Linked DNA regions of Homo sapiens: region 2 is linked to region 1. A link is an interaction called in ENCODE POLR2A ChIA-PET data of the cell type or tissue named here. Cell type or tissue: PC-9. All regions are shown on one strand.

Region 1 (5,000 bases):
ACTCATGGGTCATAAAAAAAACAGGTAGTAGGCCAGATCTGGCCATGGTCTGGCAACCCCTGCTTTAAAGGGCTCCAAACATACCAGTCCTCTCCCCACTCCCCAAAAACCACACACTTCCTCTTTCCCACTGTCCTCATCACATTGAAAATTCATCTTTCATCAGAACAAACGCACTGTGCTAAATGAAAGGAACTAAGGCGGCCAGGCGCAGTGGTTCATATGCCTATAATTCCAGTGCTTTGAGAGGCAGAAGCCAGGAGAGTTCAAGACCTGCCTAACATAGCAAGACCCTATCTCTACAAAAAAAAAAAAAACAAAAAAACTTGTTTTAATTAGCTGGGCTTGATGGTCTGTGCCTCGTAGTCCCAGCTACTTGGGAGCCTGATGCAGAAGGACTGCTTGAACCCAGGAGTTCAAGGCTATGGTGAGCTATGATCACAACACTGCACTCAGGCCTGGGTGACACAGCGAGACCTTGTCTCTAAGAAAACATGAAAAGAGAAGAAAATGAAAGAGAAGCTAAGAAAAGGTGAAATTAGCACAGAGGCAGAAAGTCAACCACTGGAAAAGACAGCCCAAGAGCAGAACTGTGTATACATGGTAACTTGGTAAATGGCATCTATCAATAGCATTAAAGACCTGGGGAAGATGGACTGTGCTCGAAGAGGTGCTGTAACAACTGTTAATCTAAAAAGAAAAAAACTGAATTGGATCCTTACTTACACTACCCAAAAAGTAACTCCAGGTGGATTTAGGAATTACATGGAAGACAAAATTGCAAGGCTTTGGAAGAAAATATAAGGAGAATGTCTTTACATGCTTAGAGAAAGATTTTGTACATAAGATATTATTTAAACCTTATTTTAAAAGTAGTATTTAAGCACAGATCCAAAGAAGGTGAGGGAGCCAACTATGCATCTTGCTGGGAGAAGAGCTTGGACTAGAGGCAAAGGCATACAGAGCACGTCACAGGGAAGTCAGGGCTGGCTTCAATGAACCCCAGTGAGAAAAGAGAAGTGCGACTCAGAGAGACAAGACAGAGCCACCCTGGACAGGCACAGTAGGCCACGGAAGGACGCTGGCTTTTATCCTGATGTGAAGCCATGGAAGGTTCTTTTTTTCGTTTTGTTTTTGAGACAGAGTTTTGCTCTGTTGCCCAGGCTGGAGTGCAGAGGCAGGATCTCAGCTCACTGCAACCCCCGCCTCCCAAGTTCAAGCAATTCTCATGCCTCAGCCTCCCAAGTAGGTAGAATTTCAGGCATGTGCCACCATGCCCAACAAATTTTTGTATTTTTAGTAGAGATGGGGTTTCACCATGTTGGCCAGGCTGGTCTCAAACTCCTGGCCTCAGGTGATCCACCTGCCTTGGCCTCCCAAAGTGCTGGGATGACAGGCGTGAGCCACCGTGCCCGGCCCATGGAAGGTTCTGAGCAGAGGGGTGACATCATCTGACTTACATGTTAAAAGGATCTCTTTGGCTGCTTTGTAAAGAATCAATCTTAAAGGGAGAAAGAGACGACAGCAGGAGACCAGTTAGGGGGCTGTTTTTGGAGCAGAGGGAAAGCAGCAGATACGGTAAACAGAAATCAAATTCTGGATATTTTAAAGATAGAGCCAATAGGACTTGATGATGGATTCTTATGAGGGTGTCTAAAAAAGGGGAGTGAAGGATGACATCAAAACTTTAGCCTGAGCCATAAATTGAAAGATGTATTTATTGTTTACAGAAACAAGAGTACTCTGAGGATATCTGGTGGATGAGAGGATCAGTAGAAATACAAGTAGAATGTGAAGTAGTCAGGTGAATAAACAAGTCTAGCATTCAGGAGAAAAATCTAGCTAAGCCAGGTGCAGTGGCTCATGCCTGTAATCCCAGCACTTTGGGAGGCCAAGGTGGGTGGATCACCTGAGGCCAGGAGTTCAAGACCAGACTGGGCAACATGGTAAGACCCTGTCTCTACAAAAAAAATTTAAAAAATAGCCGGGTGTGGTGGTGGATGCCTGTAGTCTCAGCTACAAGGGAGGCTGGGGTGGAAGAACTGCTTATGCCTGGGAGGTCAGGGCTGCAGATCGTGCCCCTGCACTCCAGCCTGGGTGACAGAGCGAGACCCTGTCTCAAAAAAAAAAACAAAGAAGTCCAGCTAAAGAAAAATGTTAGTCACCAGCAAACGGAAGTTATTAAAGCCACAAGATTGAGTGAGAATACTCTGAAAGTAAATATAGGCAGAAAAGAGAAGAGGTCTGAGGACTGAGTTCTGAGATCCGGGAAGGATTATCACTCAGGGAAATGGAGGGAGAGATTTTTCTTAGTATGGAAAAATTACAGCAGATCTATAAACTGATGAGTGCAATCCAATAGAAAGGGTAAAACTGATGATTTTTAAGGGGGGAGAGAAGAAGACTGCTGGAGCAATGTGTGCAAAAGGCAATGGAATTTAGTGCAAACTTAAGGGGAGCTCATATTCAGAGCAAGATCGCTAATCCACAGACCAGAAGCAAAGGCAGGCTACGGGCACAGATACAAGTAGGTGGGCAGAGAGGGTGATGAGAGTTCCTGGAAATTATCTTCTAGTTGCTCCTATTTTCAGAGAGCTGAGAGTGAGGATGAGGGAGATGGGATGGAGGTTTGAAGAGGGTGGAGCATGAAATACCTGACTCGGGGAGCAGGAGAGTCAAGGGACCAGGGCAAACAGCGGGACTGACAGGTAGCATTAAGGGCCACGTTAGTTAGTGATCAGCAAGTTAAAGTGAGAGCAGTCTGCACGGCTGTATGTTTTTCTCTAGCCTTGTTCAGCTATTTGGGTACTGTCGCAAAGGTAACAAGTTGGATTTGACCAGAGCTGGAGTTTTACCAGGCAAACATAACAAAGTTTAGAGAGGAGGCAGTGGAGTTGAGGATGTACATTAAAAAATGCTCTTATTACTCATCCATGGATCTAAGCCAGATCAAGATGGGAATGTGAACATTAAGAAGGGGAATGAAAAACAAAAGGGGTAGTAAATAGGAAATAGGGTCAAAAGACTGTAGGTCCTGGTGAGGTTAAAGACTTGATGAAGCAAGGGCCCTAAAGAGAAGATAAAACAGGGATTGGGACTCGAGATTGTGGGGGAAGGCAGCTACAGTTATGGATAAAGTCTAAGTAAGGTATGGCAATGTGTGTCTGAGATGGGATGGAGGTCAAGCTCACTAAGGGAGAGAAAGTCAAAGAAATTCGAGGTCAGGATAATGAAAGGAAAATCTATATAAACAATGAAATAACGAAGATTTAAGACAGGAGAAGAAATAGAGTGAAAAGTGAGCCAGGGCTAAACTCTTCAAGGAATGAGGCAGACTGACCCAAAGGTCTCTTTTAACCACAAAAGTGATTAAACAAGGGATACTCTGATGTCATGAGATTAAAAGTTGGAGTGGTCTATGGAGGAAAAAGGTCTGAAAGCAGCAATGACAATCAAGGAGAACTACCACACCTTTGAGCCAAGCATTGTACTGAGTGCAGGAGAGAAAACAGCCTCCCACTTTCAAGAACCCTGGGAAAGGCATGTCCTCAGAGCCATATTTCATTTAGATCAAGAAGATGAATGGATGTTTACAGAAGTTCAGGATACAGGGAATTTTGCTGAGGGCATAGAGAAGGATCTTAAGAACTGGGGAGTCAGAAGAGGATTCATGTAAAAAAACCTTAAAGGGTTCCAGGAACAGTGGCTCACACCTGTAATCGCAATACTATGGGAGGCTGAGGCAGGAGGATCACTTGAGCCCAGGAGTTCAAGACCAGCCTGGGAAACATAGTGAGAGCTAATCTCTACCAAAAAAAAAAAAAATTTTTAATTAGCGGGGCATGGTGGCGCTGTGATGGCACCACTGCACTCCAGCCTAGGTGACACAGTGAGACCCTATCTCAAAAAAACAAAAAAGCCTTAAAGGGATGACAGTTCAGAGAGTAAGAGAAAACCTAGGAGTTTCTCATATAACTTAGAAAATCTGTGTGAATTTCTAGCAAAAACCCTGCTGCAATTTTATTATGAATGGCATTGAATCCACAGGTCAATTTGGGAGGTATTGATGTCTTTGTTATTGAGGTTTCCTATAATACAATGGTGTATCTTACCACTTAAGTCTTTTTAAATGTCTTTTGATAGTTTTATAATATTCTCATTGATGATGATGATGACAATGACACCAACAACGAAAACGCTAACACTTAAACTGTGTCTATTAGGTGCCAGACACTGTTCTAAGCAGTACACAAACTCCTCAATAGCTATAATGAAAGAGCATCCCCCACTTATGGATCATCTCGTTAACTCTAATAACTTCTCTAAGCTTGTGGCCATCACAGGGCCCAGCTCACCCTACTGGTAGTCCCACAGTTCCTTTGCTTTTGAGTGTCATTGCCCACAGTCCAGTGACCAAGCCCTTGGGTCCAGTGACCACTACAAAAGACTGGAAGAATGAAAGAGCTGAGAAACTCTGCTCTGAGGGTACTGGTGGTCACAATCCTAACCTTATTTATTTCGATTGGTTTTATTTATTTCGGCTGGCTCAAACTCTTTCCTGTCTACTTCATGCATTTAAGATAATTGAATGTATGAGGTGGCTCACACTGACCACTTCTGTATTTTGAAGCTGAGTCAGAACACCTTACCAAACAATTCCATGTAGCATTCCAGCTCATGGCATAGGTAAAAATAAAGGAAATTGCCAGCACACTCTAAAATATGCTTTTTATAGTGTAACTTAATTGATGTTCTCTCTCAACAAAGTTGAGCTGAATCATGGTTGAGTCAAAACGCCATATGGCGTCCTCAGCCAAGCTGACGACTCGTGTGGGTTTTTGTTTTTTGGGTTTTTGTGTGTTTTGGTGTAGTTAAAGACACTTGCTGCCCAGAGGCTCAGTAATGTCCGGGGAAAATCCATGTGCGTGTGTATACACAGATGGATAGGTTTATTTTTTACCTCTGTGGTATGTTGACCTCTAAAGTGCTTAATCTATTCA
Region 2 (5,000 bases), 130 kb before region 1:
TTACCATAGATGAATCCTGCCTGTTCCTGAACTTCAGGTAGATGAACTGTACAGTACATGGTCTTTTTGAATCTGGCTTCTTTCACTCAGTATCATGCTAGTGAGATTCATCCATGTGTTACACATAGCAGTTCACTCCTCTTTACTGCCGTATGGTATTCCATGACATGAACACACCACAATTTAACTACCTATTCCACTACTGCACATCTGGGTTATTTCTACTTTGGGGCTCTGAAGAATAAGGCTGCTGTGAGCATTCTTGCACGTGTCTCCTAATGCAGCAGTCCCCAACCTTTTTGGCACCAGGGACTTGTTTCATGGAAGACAATTTTTCCAGGACGGATGGGGGTGTGTGGTTTCAGATGAAACTGTTCCACCTCAAATCATCAGGCATTAGCTAGATTCTCATAAGGAGCATGCAACCTAGATCCCTCACATGTGCAGCTCACAATAGGGTTCACGCTCCTATGAGAATCTAATGCCGCCACTGATCTGACGGGAGACGGAGCTCAGGTGGTGACTGATGCTCACTCACCTCCTGCTGATCTCACCGGAGACGGAGCTCAGGTGGTGATTGATGCTTGCTCACCTCCAGCTGTGCTGCCCAGTACCAGGTCTGCGGCTGAGGGGATGAGGACTCCTCTTCTAATAAACATGTATCTGCATTTCTCTTTGGGGATATACTAGAGTGGAACTGCTGATTCACAGGATAGCTGTATGTTTAATGTTAGCAGACATTCCCAACCAAAAAGCTTTCCAAAGCAATTCTTCCTATTTACATCCCACCATCATGTATTAGTTCAGGCTGCTTCATATCCTTGCCATCACTGAGTATTGTTGGGGCTTTTAAATTAGCCATTCTGGTGGGGTCTAGTGGTTACTTGTTGTGGATTAAATTTGCATTTCCCTGATGACTACTGATGCTGAATTCATTCCATATGCTTACTAACCATTTGGATTTCTTCTCTTGTGAAGTGGCATGCAAGTCTTGAGTCATTTTTAAAAACTGAATTGTTTCTTTTCCTTGTTGTTTTGTAGAAGTCCTTATCCTCTGTCAGATATATGTAACGCAAACATCGTTTCAAAGTCTTTCTCTTACAGTTAGTGTTTTTAAGTTAGCCTTTGTGTGCCTTAAGAAACGCTTGCCCAATCCAAGATAATAACCAAAGTCATCTGTGATTCTTCTAGAAGCTCTTTTGTTTTACCATTCACACTGAGGTCTATAAATTCAACTAGAATTGACATTTCTGAATGGTGTGAGTTAGGATTCCCAGGTCATGTTTTCCCCACTATGGACATTAAATTGGTCCAGCACCATTTATGAGAAAAACCATCCTTTTCTCAGTGAACTTCAGTGAGGCCTTTGTTGACTGTGGGTGAATCTGTTTCTGGATTCTATTCTGTTCGGTGATATTATTTGAGTTTCACCACTGACCCACAGTGCAATCACAGACGAAAATTTACCTTTCTTATAGGAATGAATAGCTACATAGGATATTTGTACAAAAACACTTATTTGTTGAGAAACTATTTCTGGGCACTTTATAGGCATGATAACATTTCACACTCACTATAACCCTGTTGGGGTAGGTCCCATTCTACAGACAAAGCTAAAACTTAGAGAGATAGAGTGCAATGCTCGGAAATTAAGGGGTGGCAGAACTTGAGTGTGGGTCTGCCTGGCCACAGGACTGATGCCCTTGCCACTGTGCCATTCTTCCTCAACATAGGATTACCGGGAAAACTACTGTTCAGTGATTATTCCTATAAACTCTTACATTTCTGTACAGAAGTGAATTTTGTTTTCTTACAAATTAGGTGTTTCCATTAAAAAAAAAAAAAGAAATGAAGAAAGGAAGAAAAAAGAAAAAAACAAAAAAACCCAAAACAACCCAGTCTGGACTCTCATTCTATCCCTGTCCCCACACCCTCCCCCCAGTAAAAACAATATGAAAAAAAAAAAACAAACCCACATCAAGGACAACCGATCAAAACACAGATCAAAAAAGAATGAAAGAAAAAACACTTCAAATAAAGTTCAGCTGTTTCTATTTGGAAACAACAACAACAAAAAATCCCACAATAAACTGACAAATAAGAAATTGCCTCTGTGGTAGCGGAGCTGGAATTTTCCGATGGCATTGGCTACTGTGTCATTACTGTGGGTGACCCAAAAGTGAGTTGGGCGAGTGAACAGCTGGGCACTAGTTGGGCTCGTGTCCCTGAGGAGGCAGCAGTCAGGGCGGTCCTTCAGAGTTAAGCTTCCCCTTGTAGCTGGTGCCTTTTCCCTGGATTTGGAAATCCCTGGTGGTCTCTAAAAGCTACCTCCAAGAAACGGAAAAGGAACCCTTCCAGCCCCATCCCCTACTGTGGGGCAGTTTTTGCTTCTAATCTGCTCTGACAGGCCAGTTTGGATTTCCTAACCCGTAGGGTGGCCGACAAAAGTGGAATGTTCTATACAGTCCTGACTGCAGATGTCCCATGGGGCACGGGTAGACTCCTATCCAAAGGCATCCCAGGCCTCACTCCTGTCCCAAGAAGGACATTATCCAGAGTGCTCAGAGAAGAGTGGTGGTGTTATTAGTGGATATTCGACACCAGCACTAATTCCTAGTCTCAGCATGCCCAAAATATCTATTGCTTTTTAACACAAAATACTAAAATTAAATTCAATAAAACTTGGATGGTGCTAATTACTAGAAAAATGGGTTAAACCAAATTTTAAATAATATGACTGACAAACCAAGAATACTTAATTTACCCGAGTCAAAGAACTCATGGGAGACATTTCTCTTGAGCTTAGAACCACCCTCTCCCCCCAGATAAATAAATACACACACATGCACACGCACACATACACATATTTCACCAAGCTGCTCTTTGCTCATTTATTTGTTCATTCCTTTTCCCATTCAGGTATCTATCTAAGAAATATTTTTTGGTTATCTACTACATGCAAGACAATGGTATATTTATATTGAGGTGAAACACAGAAAACTTGATCCCTGCCCTTAGGAAGCAATCCAGCGGGTAATCCAGACATAAATGCACACATATTTAACAATAACCTGTGATGAGCTGAAGGAACAGAACAAGTTTTGGCAGGGATCGGAGCGGGTGGCCTATCTCAGCTGGGACTTGAGAGAAAAGACACAGAACGCTGGGTGTGAAGCATGAGGATGACCAAGCCCAGGAGGAGCACAAGCAGAGATGTGCTTGGACAACTGCCTTCACGCAGGAACTGAGATCCTTCTCGGAAACAAAAACGTAGGTGTGCCTGGGGAATGCTGAAGAAGGGGAGAACAGCACTGGATACAAATGAAGAGGACCTTTTAGAATGTGATAGACTAGGCTTATTCTGAGGATGATGGGCCGTCTAGGAGGCTCTGTGAACAGGGGCATGCTTATGCAAGGTGGTGTGGGGAGTGGGAGAATCAGAGAGGAATGATCCAGTTTTGGTTTTCAAAGATCATGACACTGAATGAATGGGGAATCAAAAATCACCTGGACCCAGCAGGAGCAGAAACTGAAAGATGAGTTAGGAAGTCACTGCCGAAGTTCAGGGCCAGCAATGATGCAAGTGTGGACTGGATGGTGGCACTGGGGATAGAGACAATATCATCATTGTGTGAACATCACAGAATGTACTCACATTCTAGGCTATATTACCTAGTAACCTACTACACACCCAGGCGGTATGGTATACCCTACTGCTTCTAGACTATAGAACTGTATAGCATGTAACTGTACTTAATACTGTAGGTGCCTATAATACAATGATAAGTATCTGTGTATCTAAACATAGAAGAGGTACAGTAAAAATACAGTATTACAGCCTTATGGGACCAAGGTTGAATATGGGTCTGTGTTGACCAAAACATTACTATGTAGCACATGACTGTATATACTTTATACAAGAAACACATCTCAGACAGAAAGGTTGAGAATAAAAGGACTGATAAAATTGTACCATGTAAATACCAATCCAAAGCAAGCTAGGATAGCTATATTAATATTAGGCAGAAAATCATTTTTAGAGATAAAGAGGGTCACTTCATAATGATAACAGGACTATTTCTCAGGACCTATCATACACCTTTACTTAAAAACCTTACCTCAAAACATATAAAGGGAAAATTTATGTAATGAAAAAGAAAATTAGATGAATCCATAATCAAAGGTTGACATTTTAAAATACCTCTCTGATAAATCAAAGTAGACAAAAATATCAGTAAAAACATAAAAGTTTTAAATACCACCATTTACAAACTTGACCTAATGTATGTATAAACATTACTATACCCCACTACTGGAAAACAGACATGCTTTTCATGCTCACATAGAATATTTGCAAAAACTGACCATATTACTAGGTCATAAATCAAGTCTCAATAAATTTCATAAGACAGAGGATATCAAGTAGGTGCTATTTGATCACAATGCATTTATACTAGAAATCAAGCTCCAAAAGATAACTGAACAATTCTCAACTGTTTGGAAATGAATTTCTAATAATCCACGAGTCAAAAAAGAAGTTATAATAAAAATTGAAAAACACTTTTAAATGAATGGCAACAAAGTAATACATACAAAAATCCATGCAATGGAGTTCAAGAAGTACACAGAAAAGAGTAAAACTGAAAATTAATAATCCTAAATAAGCGGACAGATATAAGATGTTCTTGGGTTGGAAACTAAGTACTGTATGTCAATTCTCATCAAATTCATTTCAGTCAATGCAATTTCAATGAATAACTCAGTATGTGGGGGCTTTAAATTGTTTTTGTTAGTGGTAAACGAGGTTTTCTGTGTGTGTACAGGTATATACATGTATGTGCATGTGCACACGACCAAATGTGTAGAATTTATACTGATTCTAAAACTTTTATGCAACAATACAAATGACCAAAAATGGTCCTAACACTGTTACAAAAGAAGAGACAAATTGGAAGAACTGACTTATCCTTTATCAAGACATATTGGAAAGCTATAGTAAT

Evidence for each region. Peaks named below come from ENCODE experiments on the same cell type or tissue, not always from the same donor. Only the 100,000 strongest peaks of a DNase experiment are listed, where the experiment ranks them.
Region 2: POLR2A ChIA-PET joins it to region 1 with 6 read pairs; 5 of 35 experiments call an interaction of 5 or more read pairs at or near these places.

Annotation. Positions count from the first base shown.
Region 1 is chr22:45,679,455-45,684,454 of GRCh38, reverse strand. The region is part of intron 1 of ATXN10 (ataxin 10); the gene reads right to left. Among named protein-coding and RNA genes, the nearest start is that of ATXN10, 10 kb to the right of the region's middle. In PC-9, no CTCF peak of the experiment used is centred here; DNase peaks (open chromatin) are centred at 2,934 and 3,384; H3K4me3 peaks cover 2,063 bases; H3K27ac peaks cover 5,000 bases.
Region 2 is chr22:45,810,301-45,815,300 of GRCh38, reverse strand. The region is part of intron 10 of ATXN10 (ataxin 10); the gene reads right to left. Among named protein-coding and RNA genes, the nearest start is that of MIR4762, 52 kb to the right of the region's middle. In PC-9, no CTCF peak of the experiment used is centred here; no DNase peak of the experiment used is centred here.